Linked DNA regions of Homo sapiens: all the other regions are linked to region 3. Evidence: chromatin contacts called from ENCODE Hi-C or POLR2A ChIA-PET data. All regions are on one chromosome and are shown on one strand. Each heading gives the region's core, a stretch centred on a gene start or an enhancer-like site at or near the end of the contact. The rest is flanking DNA. Distances are from core to core; before and after follow the strand shown. Region 1 holds the start of LINC02560 (long intergenic non-protein coding RNA 2560). Region 2 holds the start of ZNF837 (zinc finger protein 837). Region 3 holds the start of ZSCAN18 (zinc finger and SCAN domain containing 18).

Evidence for each region. A loop is a pair of places that touch in the nucleus more often than their neighbours do. ChIA-PET counts read pairs that join two places held with the same protein, here RNA polymerase II (POLR2A). Pooled maps may share reads with other maps.
Region 1: a loop to region 3 is called in a pooled map, with 10 times the contacts of the local background. The contact joins the promoter of LINC02560 here to the promoter of ZSCAN18 in region 3. A Hi-C loop is called at or near these places in 1 of 168 maps with a recorded cell type or tissue (naive thymus-derived CD4-positive, alpha-beta T cell) and 9 of 50 pooled maps.
Region 2: a map with no recorded cell type shows a loop between it and region 3 (11-fold over the local background). The contact joins the promoter of ZNF837 here to the promoter of ZSCAN18 in region 3. A Hi-C loop is called at or near these places in 2 of 37 single-sample maps with no recorded cell type and 9 of 50 pooled maps. POLR2A ChIA-PET finds 5 or more read pairs at or near these places in 1 of 52 experiments (H1).

The regions. Positions count from the first base shown.
Region 1 is chr19:58,398,819-58,401,518 of GRCh38, forward strand. It overlaps LINC02560 (long intergenic non-protein coding RNA 2560), which reads left to right and starts at 1,385. Exons shown (of 1, transcript NR_149054.1): 1 at 1,385-1,861. RefSeq lists an enhancer at 2,392-2,700.
Region 2 is chr19:58,379,768-58,382,467 of GRCh38, forward strand. It overlaps ZNF837 (zinc finger protein 837), which reads right to left and starts at 1,263. Exons shown (of 3, transcript NM_138466.2): 1 at 1,174-1,263. RefSeq lists enhancers at 1-528, 345-574, 529-1,070, 605-664 and a silencer at 1,015-1,524.
Region 3 is chr19:58,096,947-58,099,646 of GRCh38, forward strand. ZSCAN18 (zinc finger and SCAN domain containing 18) reads right to left here and starts at 1,285. Exons shown (of 7, transcript NM_001145543.2): 1 at 1,228-1,285.

The DNA of each region.
Region 1 (2,700 bases), core at 135-2,634, 300 kb after region 3:
CTATTCATTTTCTGTGGCTGCTGTGACAAAATACCCCCAACTTAATTATTTAGAACACGCGTTTATTTTTTTTAATTTATTTTTGAAACAGAGTCTCACTCTGTCGCCCGAGCTGGAGTGGAGTGGTATGATCTCGGCTTACTGCAACCTCCGCTTCCCGGGTTCAAGCGATTCTCCTGCCTTAGGCTCCCAAGTAGCTGGGATTACAGGCGCCCGCCACCATGCCTGGCTAATTTTTGTATTTTTAGTAGAGACGGGGTTTCACCATGTTGGCCAGGCTGATCTCAAACTCCCGGCCTCGTGATTTGCCTGCCTTGCCCTCCCAAAGTGCTGGGATTACAGGCCTGAGCCACCGCAGCCGGCCTTATTTCATTTATTTATTTATTTTTTTGAGACAGAGTCTCGCTCTGTAGCCCAGGCTAGAGTGCAGTGGCGCAACCTCGGTTCACTGCAACCTCTGCCTCCTAGGTTCAAATCATTCTCCTGCCTCAGTCTCCCAAGTAGCTGATATTACAGGCGCCCGCCACCACACCCGGCTTTTTGTATTTGTAATAGAGACGGGGTTTCACCATGTTGGCCAGGCTGGTCTTGAACTCTTGGTCTCAAGTAATCTACCCACCTCAGCCTCCCAAAGTGCTGGGATTACAGGCATGGGCCACCATGCCTGGCTAAACACACACTTCTTATCTTGCAGTTCTGCAGTCCAGAAGTCAACGATCAGTTTCACTGGGCTAAAGTTGAGTTGCCCATAGGGCTAGTTCTTTCTAGAGGCTCTAAGAGAGAATTCATTTCATTAGTTTTTCCAGCTTCTAGGGCTGCATTCCTTGGCTCCTGGCTCCTTCAAAGCCAGCAGTGCAGCATCTTCAGATCTCTCTGACCCTCCTACCTCCCTCTTTCACTTATAAGGACACTACAAGTACATAGCGCCCACCCGAATAATCCAAGATAGTCTCCCCATCTCATGATCATTAATTTAATCACACCTGCAAAGTCCATTTTGTGGTGTCAGGTAAAAGATTCACAAGTTCCAGGGATTCAGACCGGGATATCTTTGGAGGCCATTATTCTGCCTACCATAGGGTCTCAGAGATCCTCCTCATTGCTTCCCTCTCCCACCCAACCTAGGGGAGTGGGGGTGTGCAATGGTATTTCTGACCCAGACAGGCCAAGCAGGGGAGTCAGAAAGGGGCCCTTGCCTGGTGTTGCACAGAAGAGGGAGAGGATGTTCTGTGCCTGAGGGTAGACCAGGAAGGCTGCCTGGAGGAGGGAGCTGTATCCTAAAGGATGCTCAGGAGCTGGCATTGAGGCCAGTGGCATAGCCTGCACAAATACAGGAGGACCTGGGGAGGCCAGGGGTGGGGCTGGGGGTATTGGGTGGGGCTGGCCGCATTCTCCGTCTTAACCAGCTCGCTCCTAGGTGCTTTTGTGGCTTCTGCACTCTACCAGCTTGGAGCCAGGGGCCTCATTCTCTCTTGCAGTAAAATGAGGCTGATGACTGAGCCTAGGAGTTGCTGGGCATCTGGTCTGCTGATTACCACCTTGGTGCCCAATGTCTGCCTGCCTATCCACTGCTTTCAAACAAAGAGGCTGCCTGACACCACCCAGGGGGACGCCTCCCACCCTTGCCCAGCCTCAGCCAATCTCCTCTTTCTCTTCTTCAGAGCTGGAGTTGTGCCCTCCTATCCTCTCTCTGCCCACCCCATCACTGCTGTACACCCTGCCCCTTGGCACTTCGGCCCCGGACTTGCTCCTCCTGGCAGGCCTGGGTGCTTGTGAAGCCGGGTGCCAGAGGGCCCAGCACGGCACGGCCTTTGATTCTGTTTTCTGTAAATCGACGACAATAAATTCTCTTTTTCCTTCATCCACAAGTGTTTACTGAGCGCCTTCTGTGTACCAGGCCGCACCAGGGTGCGGAGCAAAGACCAACCTCAGGGAGCAGATGAGGTCCAGGCGGCTGAACCAACCGAACCATGGTTCTGGTAGCACTGCCTCCCCCGCCACCCTCAGGGGGCCCTGCTCCCCAAGCCCTTCCCAAATCCTGCCGTCCAGCTCTCCTCCCCACCTTGCAGGAGGGACGCCAGGGCCCGGTTTTCGGGTTCCGCCATTCTTTCCTCAATGAGGGTCGGAGAGGTCCCTGCCCACGCCAGACCCGTCCCCGGCCGTCGCGGCACCCTCTTGTGATCAGGCGGAGGGACCAAGGGCCAAGAGCGGGGCTTCGCCGGACGCTGGGAGCGTCACTGTCCAGACTGACAGATGGGGAAACTGAGGCTGACCAGCTGGGCAGGGCGTGCATACGAATCTGGGTCCTGGAAGCGTTCTGCAAGATCCCTTCTCACCTCAACCGCACGTGCTGGCATCCTTGGGTTTCCCTCCTTCCCCAGATCACAGCCGCACTTCTCTCCTCCGCCCTCATAGTCACGGCCCTGCCTTCTCCCTCCTCTTGCCCCGGGCGGGCCCCGCCCAGAATGCGGAGAGGCCTTCGAGGAAGCGCGGACCAATCGGAGGCCCTATGTAGGGCTGAAGAGGCGGGACTCTGGTCGCCATAACAACTCATCACGCCTGTGCTGCGCGCGCGCGTCGCCTTAGTGCCGCAGCCCTATTACGTGAGGTAGGGAAGGCGCGCCAGACTCGACGGCCAATCAGGGACCCGAGGGCGATGTTGCCATGACGACCACGTTGCGCTGGAGATTGCGACGGGGG
Region 2 (2,700 bases), core at 13-2,512, 280 kb after region 3:
CTAGTGAGGTTCAACATCCTCATGGAGGTTGCACACGGCACAATGAGGTCTTATTTGCCCAAGAGAATGTGCAGGGAAGTCGCCAGGCACGGTGGTGCATGCCTGTAATCCCAGCTACTCGGGAGGCTGAGGCTGGAGAATCGCTTGAACCCGGGAGGCGGAGGTTGCAGTGAGCCGAGATCGCGCCACTGCACTCCAGCCTGGGCAACAAGAGCGAAACTCCGTCTCAAAACAACAACAACAACAACAACAACAAAAACAGAATGTGCAGGGAAGTCAACGTTGGTGGCTCTGAGGTGTGGAGGACACAGGCTAGTGCCCAGCTCAGCGTGGCTCCACCTCTCTGAGCCACAGACCAACCTCACCCACACTGACAGTCCCAGGGGACACAGACTCTAGCCCCTATGTCCAATTCTACACTGTGCACGCAATGGGAAGAACAGTGCATCATGCACTGTACAGCAGAAGAAATGTCCTCTGAGTGCAGGCACAGCTCCCTTCTGTGTCTGTCCTCCCGACAGTGCCTCCACCCTCAAGGATTAGCAAGCTTCAACCCTCGCAGGACATCCACTGTGTCAGGGCCAAACGGTGCTGCATCCTGCTCTAATAGTGAGTGAAGGAGGGGACCGCAGACAAGAAGAAATGAACAAGAGACCGTTTAAGAGAGAAAAAGACGTGAAGAACATCAGACAGGGAGCAGCGCGAGGGCGCCAGGGAGGGAGGCAGCGGATTCTTCGGGCCTCTGTGAAGAGGGGGCATGAAACCGGTCTGCAGACAAGGAAAGAGCAAAGTGCAAAGGCCAGGATGCGGGGGCAGAGACGGTAGGGAGGCCGGCGTCGGCCTCGGCTAGCAGGTGGGCTTGACTCCGAGAGCCGCAGGCCGCCAGGATGGGTCCCGGGCCTGGAGCCTCCCCTCGCGGGCTTCAATGACACCCAGCACGGAAACGCGGGGGCCAGAACTACAGAAGCCCGTCCCGCCCGGAACTCAAGGTCGCGAGTGCTGTGTGGCCGGTCCGGACCCGGAGCGCGAGGACCGGAAGTGCGCGGCGTCACGCCTCTGCCCCGGACCCCGCGCGCGGAGGTGGAGAGGGGACTGGGGTGGTGGCCGCGCTATGCGCCGGGAGGTCCCCGCCTCGCAGGCCGAGGTTGCGGGTCCGCGCAGAATGCCACTTACTCTCTGGAGGCGGCCCGCACGGGTCCCTGGTCCCCGCCCCGCATGCAGCGCGGAGCCGTCCTCCCGCCACCTCCGGGCCGCCGCGGCACTGAGGGACCCGGGCCACAGCAAGCGCAGGCGGGAACCCGCGCGGGGACTGCTGGGAAACGTAGTCCCGTCATGTCCCGCTTTGACGCTGCGGAGAAAGCGGTGTAGGGAGAGGCTTGGGCTTCGGTTATCATAGAAACAGAGGCCGGCTACACCTAAAAGGCGGGGCGTGGACCTAAGTCGTCGCCAAAGAAACGGCGTTCTGGACGGGGACGTAGGGTCCCGCCCATTCCTTCTCGTGAAAGCGGGTGACTGGTCATGATTATGATTGATAGCCTCCTCTCCCAATCTGATTTCTAAGAGGTCCCAACCCGGAACCGACTTGCGGTTCGCAGGCTCCCCTCGGGTGGGAGAGTTGGGCTGGGAAGCACCTGGGGAGCTCTGAAGTGTCTTGGTGAGCGCGTTGCGAGTCAGACCGATAACATCAGAATCTGGGACTGGGCCCGAGCATATGCGCGTCAAAACTCCTCAGTTAAGTCTATTTTTTTGTATTTTTTTTGGTTTGCTTTTTTGAGACGGGGTCTCGCTCTGTCGCCCAGGCTAATGCAGTGACACCATCACGGTTCACTGCAGCCTCGACCTCCTGAGCTCAAGCGATCCTCCTACTTCAGCCTCCAGAGTAGCTGTTAACAGGGGCGCGCGCCACCACGCCCGGCTAATTTTCTTTCTTCTCTCCCTCCCCCTCCTTCTCCCCCTCCCTTCCTCCTCCCACTATGTCGCCCAGGCTGGTCTCGAACTCCTGTACTGAAGCGACCCTCCCACCTCACCCTCCCGAATAGCTGGGACTATAGGTGGGAGCCACCATGCCTGGATAGTTTTTTTATTTTTATTTATTTATTTATTTTAGAGATAGGGTCTCCATATGTTGCCCAGACTGGTCTGGAACTCCTGGGCTCAAGCGATCCTCGTGTCTCAGCCTTCCAGAGTGCTGGGAGTACAGGCTTGAGCCACTGCGCCAGGCCCCTAGTCCGGCTCCTAGTTGATTCTAACACGTGCGGCCCCATTGGGGAACCACAGCCTCCCCAGCCCCTTTGGGTGTTGCTGACTCTACGGGCCCTCCCAGGTAGGATGAACTGGTCACGCCTCCTACCCATTTGTAACCCCCAGCTCTTGCCCCCATCTATTGTGTGGCTCCTGCCCTCAATAGGGACATCTAATTTTGTTGGCCAGTCCAGCACATATATTGCATGTAACGACCCAGTTTGCCCCACCTTTCTGCCTCCACTGCATCTGCTTCAGGGATGCTGGGACTGTTCCACTCCCTTTCTCCATCCTTTGGGTGTCTGCACATCGAAAGCCTTGTCAGGAGGTCTATCTCCCTGCCCAAGTACAAAACTCAGGGCTTACCAAGCTAATTGAGGGCGAGCAGGAGGCTGAAGGGCACTTGGAGGGCTGCCCGCCTTGTGGGTCCCTTGGTGGCTGAAGAGAGTTGCACAGGAA
Region 3 (2,700 bases), core at 35-2,534:
GCCTAGGCTCCCCGAAAACCCGAGGCCAGAAATACCCAGGAAGTCACAGATTCAAGCATCATGCACAGAAAACAGCAACTCGATGCGACACGTGGTCCCGCTCTGACTCCAGGGCAGGAAACCATCCGCAGGACATGATGGGATGGGGGAAGTGAAATGGAACCGAGGAGGTGACATGGAACCAAGTGACTGTGCCACTCAGCCTCGCCCAGGAGTCAGCAAGGACACAGGCGAATATATGGGAAAGTGGAAGGAGGGCAGACAGAAATGGGGGAAGCGGGGAGGGAAGGTAGCAGGGAGAGAGAAGACAGGAGAGGAAGGAGCAAGAGCAGGGAAAGCCAGATAGTCTGGACGGGGGTAGAGGGGGATTGGGAAAAGGAAGGAGCCCAGGAGGGTGAGAGAAAGGAAATGGGGAAGGAGTGATGGGAGGGTGAGTCAGGCCCCCACCCCAACCCCCTGGGTCAGGACCGAAGCCAGTACACCCACTCTTGCCTCTTCCACGAGAGAGGTCTCCGGGGTGGGCGCAGACACCTAACTCAAACAGAACCCACCCCCAGGTGACTGGGGAGAGGCGAGATATTCCAAGGGTGGGGGCAGCAGAGACAATGCCCATTCTAGGCACCCCTTTGGTCCCCGCACCCTCCATCCCTTCCCTGCTCCAGCCCCTGGGGCCACAGCCTGCCCAGCGTCCCCCCACCACGGACACCCTCACATCCTCACACCCTCAGCCCCCACTTCCTCCCCTCCTCTTCCCTTCAGGAGCCTCCCCCTCCCTTCTCTTCCCCACTCAGGAGCCTCCCCCTCCCCCTTTTCGCCCCCCTCAGGAGCCTTCCCCTCCCCCCTTTCTCCCCCATCAGGAGCCTCCCCCTCCCTCATCTCTCCCCCATCAGGAGCCGCCCCTTCCTGTTCTCCCACCCACAGGGTGCCCTAAGCGCCTCCCCTCCACGAGCCTACACGGGGTGGGGGTTGCACTAGTTCCCTACCTGCCTGCAGGGCCCCTCACCGATCTGGATCTCAGCCACCTCCGGGGGGACCCGGCCCCTGCCCCGCACTCCACGCGAAGGGATGCCAGACCCTCGGCCTCCTGGACGCACAGCGGGGGCTCGCACCCCAACCCCGGGAACACCCTGGCCCCTTTCCCTAACGCTGCCCACTGAGGCGTCCTCACCGTCTACCCTGTTGGGGTCGCTCTCTGACCCCCGCGCTGCATCCCCGGGACCGACCCACCTGCTGCGCAGCTACCCCAGGCCGGTCCCAGCCGCCCGGAGCCCCAGTGCGCGATGGCGGCCGGCAAACTGCGCCTGCGCACTGGGCCTCACCGCGGACTACGACTCCCACAATGCCGCGAGGCTGTGCCGCGCACCGGGGCGAGCAAGGGAGCCGTGACAGGTGACAGTGCGCATGGCCAATCAGACGCGAGTGTGGCCTCCCGGCGTCCCGCCCACTCCGGCGCCTGCGTCATTTTGGGCACCATGGCAACGAAGTAAACAAGCGGGTAAATAATAGACCCCTGACAGCCAGAGACCCGGAGAAACAAAGACGGTGAGAAACGGAGAAACAAAGACAAAAAGACGCGCAGACCGGGAGGGAGAGAAGCATGAAGGCCCACAGACGCTCGGGGGCAGACCAAGACGCCCTGGGGTCCCCGAAACAGAGATGTACAGAGTCGGACACGGAAAGGGAGAGACCAGCTCACGGTTAAGAAAGGAGGGAGACCAGCCCAGGATCAAGAAAGGGAAAGACCAGCATGGGCTCAAGAAAAGAAAGAGACCAGCTCAGGCTCAGGAAAAGAGAGAGACCCAGAGAAAAGGAGCACTCGAGGCTGAGACAGATCTGGACAGAGATACAGAGACAGGGACCAGCAGACCCAGTACTGGGGAGACAAGAGGTGGAGACCCAGAGACACTGATGCGCTAAAATGGGTTCTACAGTTTCAAGGAGTGGATAGAACTCAAAGATTACCCACCCCAGGGATTCAGGAGCTGCTGAAATGAGGGAAATGTGAGTGGCAGCTGGGGTGAGGGCTTTGGCAAAGCCCCATATAAATGTAGCCCCCCTGGAAGGCAGGATAGGGCCAGGAGCTGCTTCCCATTTCAGTTTTCCAGATAGAGGCGCTTATGAGGATGCCATTTTGGTCGTTTTTGTGTGAACTGATTTTTAAAATGTATATCTGAACAGTTTATATATTTTAAATTTACATACACCACACATTTTGGTATTCAGTTTTATGAATTTTAACTCATATCCACCAACAAACTCGGGACAAAGAATAGCTCCACTGCCCAAAAATCCTCCTGCTGCCTCTTGGTAGTCACTCCCTCCCCACCCATAACCCCAGGAACAGCTAATCTAAGTAGTCCACTGCTACAATTTTGCCTTCACAGTGTCATATAAGTGGGATCATACAGTATGTGGCCTCTTCAGATTGGCTTTTTCACTGAACATAATTCCTTTGAGAGGCATTGAAGTAGTATGTATCAACAGTTCATTCCATTTTATTGAGAAGTAGTATTCTATGGTATATAGCAGTTTAAACCTTCTCCCACTGAGAGATATTAGGATCGTTTTAAGTATTTTGCTATTAAAAATAAAGCTGCTATGAACATTCGTGTACAGATTTTTCTGTGAACGTAAGTTTTCACTTTTCTGGGATAAAAGCCCAAGAGTGCAGTTTCTAGGTCACACAATGAACACGTGCTT